Regions from separate parts of the Homo sapiens genome. Here all the other regions are linked to region 3. Evidence: chromatin contacts called from ENCODE Hi-C or POLR2A ChIA-PET data. All regions are on one chromosome and are shown on one strand. Each heading gives the region's core, a stretch centred on a gene start or an enhancer-like site at or near the end of the contact. The rest is flanking DNA. Distances are from core to core; before and after follow the strand shown.

The links. Hi-C counts contacts between places; a loop is a spot of excess contacts on that map. ChIA-PET counts read pairs that join two places held with the same protein, here RNA polymerase II (POLR2A). Pooled maps may share reads with other maps.
Region 1: a map of CD8-positive, alpha-beta T cell shows a loop between it and region 3 (10-fold over the local background). The contact joins the promoter of MCFD2 here to the promoter of PRKCE in region 3. A Hi-C loop is called at or near these places in 3 of 168 maps with a recorded cell type or tissue (CD4-positive, alpha-beta T cell, CD8-positive, alpha-beta T cell and naive thymus-derived CD4-positive, alpha-beta T cell) and 8 of 50 pooled maps.
Region 2: a map of naive thymus-derived CD4-positive, alpha-beta T cell shows a loop between it and region 3 (17-fold over the local background). The contact joins the promoter of MSH2 here to the promoter of PRKCE in region 3. A Hi-C loop is called at or near these places in 1 of 168 maps with a recorded cell type or tissue (naive thymus-derived CD4-positive, alpha-beta T cell) and 5 of 50 pooled maps. POLR2A ChIA-PET finds 5 or more read pairs at or near these places in 1 of 52 experiments (T-cell).

Annotation. Positions count from the first base shown.
Region 1 is chr2:46,914,268-46,917,492 of GRCh38, reverse strand. MCFD2 (multiple coagulation factor deficiency 2, ER cargo receptor complex subunit) reads left to right here and starts at 1,687. Exons shown (of 4, transcript NM_139279.6): 1 at 1,687-1,770. It also overlaps a transcript of TTC7A not described here. RefSeq lists an enhancer at 643-1,617 and a silencer at 1,621-1,700.
Region 2 is chr2:47,401,553-47,404,437 of GRCh38, reverse strand. It overlaps MSH2 (mutS homolog 2), which reads right to left and starts at 1,282. Exons shown (of 16, transcript NM_000251.3): 1 at 1,036-1,282. The coding sequence starts at 1,246. RefSeq lists enhancers at 696-755, 122-830, 831-1,541, 1,546-1,595.
Region 3 is chr2:45,650,335-45,653,536 of GRCh38, reverse strand. PRKCE (protein kinase C epsilon) reads right to left here and starts at 1,862. Exons shown (of 15, transcript NM_005400.3): 1 at 1,089-1,862. The coding sequence starts at 1,436. LOC102724965 (a long non-coding RNA gene) reads left to right here and starts at 2,322. Exons shown (of 2, transcript XR_005647119.2): 1 at 2,322-3,202. RefSeq lists enhancers at 1,184-1,804, 2,293-2,587 and silencers at 1,963-2,432, 2,603-2,702.

The DNA of each region.
Region 1 (3,225 bases), core at 438-2,937, 1.3 Mb before region 3:
CATAGAAGATATTCAAGAAATGTTATTGAATGAATAAATGAACAAAGGGAGGGGTGGATGAATGGATGAAGAGATGGATGAATGGCAGATGCAGGGTAGAAGGAGGAACTAGATCAAACTAATCCAAAGTTCAGAGTAAGGAAAGAAGAATGGGTCTTGAATTAATAGGGTTTCCTCAAAACTTAGGGATTCTTTGTCCCGGCGCGGTGGCTCACCCCTGTAATCCCAGCACTTTGGGAGGCGGAGGTGGTGGGAGGATTGCTTGAACCCAGGAGTTCGAGACGAGCTGGGCACCATGGAGACTCTTTTCTTTAAAAAAAGAAAAAAAAATTAGGGATTATGGGATTTTTCTCTGGGATGGGGTGGCAGATTTCAATCTCAGATGAAGGTGGGAAAAGGAATGAGACCGTCAATGGCAGTGGCGTTAGGCAACTTTCAAGGCATCTAACTACTTAGCCACTTTCTTTGTCTTTCCTGTCCGGACCCAGGCTCATTTGAAAAACGATTATGTACCTTTATGGACAGAAATGGGAGAAGGGCTTTAAAAAAAACGACCGTCCTGCCGGGAGTGGTGGCTCACGCCTGTAATCCCAGCACTTTGGGAGGCTGAGGCGGGAGGATCAAGAGGTCAGCAGTTAGAGACCAGCCTGGCCAACACGGTGAAACCCCGTCTCTACTAAAAATACAAAAATTAGCCGGGCAAGGTGGCACGCGCCTGTAATCCCAGCTACTCGGGAGGCTGAGGTAGGAGAAGAGCTTGAACCTGGGAGGCGGAGGTTGCAGTGAGCCGAGATCCCACCACTGCACTCCAGCCTGGGACAGAGCGAGACTCCGTCTCAAAACAAAACAAAACAAAACAAAAAAACAAAACGACCGTCCTACACTCATTTATCCATCAGGTCAATGGATACTTACTGAATGTTAATCTTGTATAGGAGCACAGGTGTAAGGGCAGGATTATACAGGGATGAATTCGATACAGGGATGATGTATTCGTTTCCCTATTTGTTCATGAGTCTGTTTTTAAGTAATCTGTCCTCTCTTGAATGTCAAAAGCTGCTGATTTCACGAACGGTACATGGAAGATGGTATTTGAACTGGGTCGCATAGTCTTGCTGGGACTCCCGTGGAAGCGAACGGGGACAGCGGCTGCCGCAGCTTGTGCAGTGGAGCTGGCAGACGCTGGAAGCAGGCCAATCTTGAAACGTAGGGTCCAAGGCCGGCTCCAGCGTGTTGTGGTCGTTTCATCAAGAAGGAATTAGCATTCCTATTATCTTTCTTCCCAACTTGCAGCAGGACGAACCAAGAGACCTGAACCAAGAGCCCTGTATAGGAGGGGGTGAGCGGAGTTGGGAGCCAGCTTTGGGGTCCGCCCCATCCGGATCCGCCATCCTACGTCGCCCGTGGAACTACGTTCCTGAGGGCTTCCGGCGTTGCCTAGCAACTGCCGGGCCCCTAGGGCGTCCAGCGGCCCAACTGGAGTGGAGCCGAGTGTCGCCCTTGGGAAAGCAGGTAGAAGAACTGCGTCAGTCCCGCCAGTGCTGGGCCCGGGCCGATTACACGTGGACTCACGCGAGCCGTCCTCACAGCCCGCCGCCGCCAGCGGGAGGGGCCCGGCGGCGCCAATGGGCGGGCGGCAGGGAGCGCGCGTGCGCAGGGCAGGTCGGGGGGGGGGGGGGGGCGGGGCGAAGCCGAGGAAGAGCGTTTTGGGGACGGGGGCTGGTGAGGCTCACGTTGGAGGGCTTCGCGTCTGCTTCGGAGACCGTAAGGGTGAGTGAACTAGCGCACTCTCCGCAGCGGGCGGGATCCCGGCGCCTCTCCTGTGGGCTGGAGGCTTGGGCTCAAGATGAGAGGCAGGAGTAGTCTGGGGGCGCGGGCTGGGCCCCCAGGCCGTCTCGGGACGCTTAACCGGCTAGGAGCACGGCCTGTCTCCCGGGGCGGAAGCCTGTGCCCCACCGGGGGCTCTGGAGCCAGACGGGGCCGACTGGGCAGATCTCCGCCCCCTTCCCTGGTCCCTAGGGGCCCGAGGATCGGCCTGTGGGACCAGCTGTGTCGGGTGGACACTGCTCCTGGCCCGGCCCAAAAGCAGCGGGCCGGAAGCCTTACTCTCCCTCTGCTCCTTGTTCCCTCTCTCGGGGAGACCACAGGTCCTGTCGGGCCCGGCGGGGGAAGCTGATCTCCTGTTGTATTCCCTCTCTGGGCATGGCCATCCACCCGGGTGCCCAAGCCAGAATTGGGCATCATTCTCACTTGCTTCACTCCTTTACCCACCCACATCGAATCCCTTGCAAAGTTGTCTTGGATACGTTCATTCTCCAGTCCCATCCCCCTGCCCTACCTAGTTCAGGCCACCTTTTCTTCTCTGGACTACCTCGGTGTCTTCCTGATGATCCCTGCATCTCTTCTTCATCCTCTGTAGTTTGTTCTATACAGAGAGGCTACAGCCATGGTCTTAAAACAGAAATCTGATCATGTGACCAGAAGCGTCCCCCCATTCCCTTATCACCCTTTGGTGGATTCTCATTGCTCTTCCAAGCTCTTGAACGGGGCTTGCAAAGCCCTTCATGACCTGTCTTCCTTTAACTTTAGATTCATTTGTCTCGACTGTACTGTGTCTTCAACCATACTGAATCTTTTTTGGTTCTTAGATCAGAACAAGTTCCTTCTGGGCTTACATGTTCCTTCAGTATGTTCGCTATGTCTGAGGCACTGTCCTTTGGTTGAAATAATCCTTCTTATCCTTTATGTGTTATTTCAGGTGTCAGTTGGGGATTTCGTGGTACCCCATGGGTGTCTGCCTGCCGGTCTCTCTTTTCTACCAGGTTGTAATCTGTGTGAGAGGAGTTTGTCGAGGTCATAGTACTATCTTCAGTACCTTGTGCTGTTAGTACGGTCATTAAATGTATAAATGCAGCATGGGTGCTCCTTGGGCTCCCTAGATGAACAAATAGATCAAGTTATTAATATTAAATGCCTGCTTTTTCAGAACCAATTCTCAACCCTCAGTCCGTGTAGAGGTTTCTTTAGCTTAGGAAGTTGGTTATTTTCTTGCCTTCATTCCAGGACCATGACAGGGGTAAGTGACAAAGTACTGGTCAGTTTTTCTTTGGCATTGGCTGTGGGTACAGGATGTCTGGATGTTGGTGAGTTTGGCTGCTTTGGGTTTGAATTCTTAACCAAGGGCCCCTTGAGGGAGAAGCTGCTACTAGCTGCTGGCAGGAAGGC
Region 2 (2,885 bases), core at 33-2,532, 1.8 Mb before region 3:
TCTTGTAACCTCTTACAAGCTCACCTCCATAAGCCTCCAACTTGAATTGTAATTATTTCTGCCTTGCTGTCCAATAGTGATCTCTATGAAAGTAGAGGTATTTCTTTTTTCATCTAGTGTCCATAACCCTGCCTAACACATTTATATCTAACGAATGAAACATTTTTCATCAGGAGTATCGCATTTGCACTAGTCCTCTAGTCAGGACTAGAATCCACAACTCTGCTCCCCCTAGGATGCTCTTTTCATTAGCATAACTACATAGCTGCAAGAAAGCGCAAAGAAAACAGGGAGAGAAGAGGTTAACTAGGCCTATCCAGAACATTTGGCCCACATAGGGTGAGACGTTTGTAGCTTTCCAGGGAGAGATAATCCTGGATAGATGGGGTCGGGTGACGGAGAGCACTGAATGCTGAGCTGAAGCAGATAGCGTCCATGACTGGCCCAAGGTCACACGTTAATAAGCAGAGGGGCAGCGACTTGATCCCAAGCAGCCCAGCTCCAGAGTCCGTTGGTCCTGACCACTTCATCATACTGCTCTTCAACGGCGCTCCATTACCAGACCCTTAGCTGGACCGGCGGTATAAATGGGAGCGTCGTGGGAGCAGAATTACGTGTCATAAAAGGGTCTCCTAAACCCCCAGTCTATTTTAAATCTCACTCCTGGCTGCTGTTTGTTAATAAGAGATTCTGGCCGTGTTTGTAATGAGCGCTACATGTAGGGCCAAGGCGAGGAATGCGACTGCTGGAAAATGAACTAGAACAATGCATTAAAATGCCTGGCACGACGTAAACACTCCGTGATCACAAGTTCAGATCCGGGGCGGCTGGAGAGGCACGGGTTTCAGGGCTGAGGGGGGCGTCCCTCCGGAGCCAAGCAGAACCTGGGGACGGCGGAATCCGCACAAGCACCAACGTTCCGCCCCCGTGCCTCCGCACTGGAGAGGCTGCTCACCGCCCACTCTCTGAGGCGGGAAAGGAGCCGCGCCACAAGGCCCCGGGTCCCTCCCCAGCACGCGCCGTCCCGGCCCTCACCTGCCGGCCCCATGTACTTGATCACCCCCTGGGTCTTGAACACCTCCCGGGCGGCCAGCAGCGCGTCCTCGCCGTGCGCCGTATAGAAGTCGCCCCGGTCGAAAAGGCGCACTGTGGTGGTCGGCTTCTCCGGCATGCCCTGAAAGAAGCGCACGAAGCCGACCTCGGCCGCGCTCTCCAACTGCAGCGTCTCCTTCGGCTGCACCGCCATGTCGAAACCTCCTCACCTCCTGGTTGAAGAAAATGCGCGACCCCACACCCACTAAGCTGTTTCCCGCCTCCCCTCCCACGTCCCCCGAGCGGCGTCCGGCCACGGCGACCACACCCAATCAGCTTCCAGGGCTGCGTTTCGGTGGGTGGGAGTCTGCCGCGGCAACCAATCATAAGCAGACGCGGCCCAGCTTCCCGCGCACGCTGGTGACTTTAGCTACTGCGCATGCCTGCGCCTAGGTCGCGCGGAAACCCGCAGACGCGCATCCTTAGTAGAGCTCCTTTCTGTGTTTACTCAGCTGCAAGGCTTGAAGCCCCTGGGTGGGGTGTATGCAAGGGTAGGTTGCCACCAGGTGGGAGATTTCCGGCAGGCACTGAGCTCGTAATGTGCCCGGAAGCATGGGAGTAACATCAGAAGGAAACTTGAAAACAAAAAAAAAACTAGCCTTCCTCCTCCTCCCAGTATTTTGTTAAAACGTGTGCCCCTCTCCGACTGCCTCCCTTTTTCTTTCTAAGCAAACTGCCAACATCGGGATTACGGGTTTATTCTACACAGCCTCCTTACTGCTGCCTGTTAGCCACATTATCGTTTCATCCACTCGTTGATGATTCACTCATTCGAAAACATTTATATGGCCTGCTATGTCCCAGACTCTTCTTGGCTCTGAGGATCGCCAGTAAAAAGAAAAATCACTGCCTTTATTCTGCTTACATTCTAATATGAGAAAATTCAGATAATGAATATAGCAAGTAAATGAAATGGTACGTTAGAAGATATGCGTTTGTGGCAGGGCGCGGTAGCTCACGCCTGTAATCCCAGCAATTTGGGAGGCCGAGGTGGGCGGATCACTTGAGCCCAGGAGATTGACACCATCCTGGGCAACATGGTAAAACCCACGTCTGTGATCCCAGATATTAGCAGGGCTGAGGCGAAAGGATCACCTGAGCCCGGGAGGTCGAGGCTGCGGTGAGCCGTAAATTGTGCCACTGCACTCCAGCGTGGGCGACAGATTGAAAACCCTGTCTCAAAAAATACAAAATAAAATAAATAAAAAGACAAACGTTTGACGCCAGGCGTGGTGTCACACGCCATAATCCCAGTACTTTGGGAGCACGAGCCAGGAGGATCGTTTGAGCCCAGGAGGTCTTCTGCCGTCAGCTATGTTCACGCCACTGCACCGCAGCTGGGGCGACAGAGCGAGAGACCCCGTCTTGAGGGGGGGTAGGGGAAGACCAGTTAAGGAAGAGGAAGGTTGAAATTTTAAAATGTTAGCAAACAGCCAGGCGCAGTGGCTCACGCCTGTAATCCCAGCGTATTGGGAGGCCAACGCGGGTGGATCACCTGAGGTCCGGAGTTTGAGACCAGCCTGGCCAACATGGCGAAACCCCGTCTCTACTAAAAATACAAAAATTACCGGGCATAGTGGTGGGCGCCTGTAATCACAGCTACTCGAGAGGCTGAGGCAGGAGAATCTCTTGAACCTGGGAGGTGGAGGGGGCAGTGAGCGAAGATCGCGCCACTACACTCCAGCCTCGGTGACAGAGCGAGACTCTGTCTCAAAAAATAAATAAAATGTTATCAAACACCTGAAGGAGCTCAGGATCCATCCTGCAAAATTAACTCTTAGAAAAGGTTTTTG
Region 3 (3,202 bases), core at 613-3,112:
CTCTCTCACTTTTTGTGTAGACCAAAGAACCCTGAAAACATATACCTCCAGAGGAACGCTTGTACTTGCTGGAAACATGTAACAAACCTGAAAACACAAAAATCCACATCCTAAATTAATACCTTCCTTCCAAGAAGAGAGAAAAAAAAAAAAAAAAAAAAAAAAACAACCCAAAAACAAACACAAAAAGCAAAATGAAGGTTTGCTTCTCTCTGCTTGTCCAAGTGCCAAGACTGGATGCATTTGGTTTATAGTAGATTGAGACAAGACCTCTTTCCAAATCCTTAATAGTTTAATAATGGAATCAATTAACAACTCAATCTCATACTTAGAAATCGTCTTTTATTGCACAGTATCTTGACAATCAAAACAGAGAAACAATATAACTTTAAATAAGATTCAAAGCACTGACTTCCAATTACCCACAAGCAGAACCCTTCTTAAAATGCAACATTCATTCTGCATGGATGGGCAATGAATTGGACAAAACAAGCTCGACTGATGTTTCTGGGACCATAGAGGAGACATCCTGGAGGAGAACACATTTTTTCTACTTGTATGTCAGAAGATGAGCTAACCACCATGCAAGAGAATAGAAACAAGCCAGCTTCCTCTCGGAGGGAAAAATAAAGCAACTCCTCGCTCGGCTAAGCAGGACAAAGCCAGGACGTGCAAGAAGCCTTCAGTCAAAGGCTCCACGTGCCTTTCCAAGGACGGAGGGACCCACCCACACACAATCACACACAGCCAGCCCACCACGCGCCTGCGGAAGAAAGCCGGGTCCTCGGCCAACCTTCAGCACCAGTGGCCCAGGCTCTCCCAGTTTGCAAACCTCCCGCAGCACCCACCAACTGGAGGGCACAGAGGGAGCAGAGGGCCACATCCTCTTTCCAAGTCTCATCTTCCTCGCCAATGCCTGTTTCTCCCCAACTATGAAGTGAAGTGTACCTCCCCAAGGAAACTGAGACTTACAGGCACACACACCCCAGTCGTCAATAAGTCCCGGAGCCCTACGATCAAGACCAGCGAGTCTTTCCCCGGGACCCCACAACCGGGTTCCCGGAATGACGGGGAGGCGCCGCACTCACCCAGTCCTCGAAGTGGCGGCTCCCGTTCTGCAGCAGCTCCTCAAACTGGATGGTGCAGTTGGCCACGAAGTCGTCGTAGCCTATGGGGGCATCGTGAAAGACAGCCAGCTCGATCTTGCGTCCGTTGCACACATCGGTGACGAACTCGTCGTGCCAGGCCGGGCTGTTGGTCTTCTGCTTGGTGGCCGTTTGGCCGATGCGCGAGTCGTCCACATTGAGGGCAATGTAGGGGTCGAGAAGGAAAGTCTGCGGCCGGGGTCCCACCGCATGGCGCAGCGACCAGGCTGTGGGCTTCAAGCTCACGGCCTCGCAGATTTTGATCTTAAGAAGGCCATTGAACACTACCATGGTCGGGGCGGGGAGTGGGGGCCGGGGTCACTCCGTCTGCCCCGAGGGCAGGAATGAAGAACCGACGGCCCGGCACTCCGAGCCACAGGGACTCTTGGGTCCCCTTTCGCCCCACCCCGCACACTCCCTACACCTTGTGGCGTTGCGCCCTGGCGCGGGCGATTCTCAGCCAGTGCATGTATTTCCTCGCCGGGTTCCTAACGGAAAACAGGGAGGGGGGAGAGCTGGGGGATGTCCGTGTTTGGAGCAAGTCTCTCCCCCCGACCACCAGCTGCACCTCCAGAAGAGAAGACGAGCTGTCGGCTCCGCTGCAAGCCGCGGGGGCTGCCTCGCCGCCTCGCTGGCTCTCCGGCTCCGGACTGCGGGAAAGCGGGCGCCGCGCCCGGCGCTTACCTACCTTTCCGAAACATAATCCCGGGAAATTTCGACTCCGGGAGGGGGATGGGGCGGTGGGACGGGGCGGGGACGAGAACCGGGGGCGCAGATTTCAACCCGGATCCTCTTCGCACACTCAGCGCCTGCCTCTGACCGCGCGGGGCGGGGGGGTGAACGGAGGGATGTTCAGTCTATCCGGAGGGATGCATGTCGAGAGGAAATGGTCCTCCTCGGAGCCAAATTTTTAAAAATCCACAAGCCCCACGGCCAGCCGGGGCCGCCGCCTCCTGGGCGAAGCAGCGCCGCGCCGGAGCCGGCGATCGGGAGGCGCCAGGAGCCCGGAATCTCACATCCGCGCGGGCTCGGAGTCCGGGCGGCCGCCGATCCGGCTCGGGGGCGCAGGCCAGCACCGGGCGGTGCGCAGCGCGGCGGCGGGGCAGGGACTGCGACTCAGCGCGGCCCCACCTCCTGGGCGCCGGCGCCCGCCCTCCGCGCTCCCCGCGTCCCCGCTCTCGGCTGCCGCTCGCTCGCCGCCCGCCAGCCCGCGCTCCCCCGCGGTCTCCTCTCCCTCTGTCGGTGTGCGAGCGAGTCTCCCTCCCTCTAATGCAGGAAATGCGCAAAAGACGTCAGTGTGTGTGAGTGTGTGTGTGTGAGTGTGTGTGTGTGCACGCGCGCGCGCGCACGGCAGTGTTTGGGGAAATAGAAAGTTTTGCCGGTTGGGGGAGCAATACGGAAAAAGTGAGCCGAGGAGACAACGGTGGAGAGCTGGCGAGGCTGCCCGGGGTCGCAGCGGCGGGCGGGTCAGCCGGGGGGCGGGGACCCCGCGCGGGACCCCGGGGTGCGGCGGCGCTGGGCTGGATGCGCGTGCCGGGGGCCGTGGATGGCCATGGATGGGCCCCGCCGGGCCGCGTATCTCTCGGGGACCCTGCGGCCAACACTGTCTTTTAGAGCCGGGGATGGGGGAGTGGAGGGGGCCCTGTTGCCCTAGAGGCCTCGGGACCCTTCCCTTGCCCACCCCCACTCGGGCCGCGGCGGGCAGGAGCAGTCTGCGGAGTTCTGGCCCATCTGTCACTCTGTCCCGGGACGCTGTGATCCACGGCGGTGGGGGAGGGGGAAGGGGGAGGGACAAGCATGGCTCGGGTGAAGTTTTAAACTCTGTTCTTCTCTCTTGCCTTTCTTTGGGGACATTCTCCCCTTTGGGATCTGTCCTGGACTTCGCAGGCTGCGAGAACTTGTTGACAAGTGAAAGCTCGGTAGAGCCCCGGCTTGGTTTGTGGTCTGCTTATTTTTTGCAAAGTGACTGTTCCTGTTTGCGCTGGTCCTTATCGGTGCCCCTTTGGGGGACTTCGGCACTGATCAGCGCGCTGACAGCCGCCGTCCGGGCTGCGGGA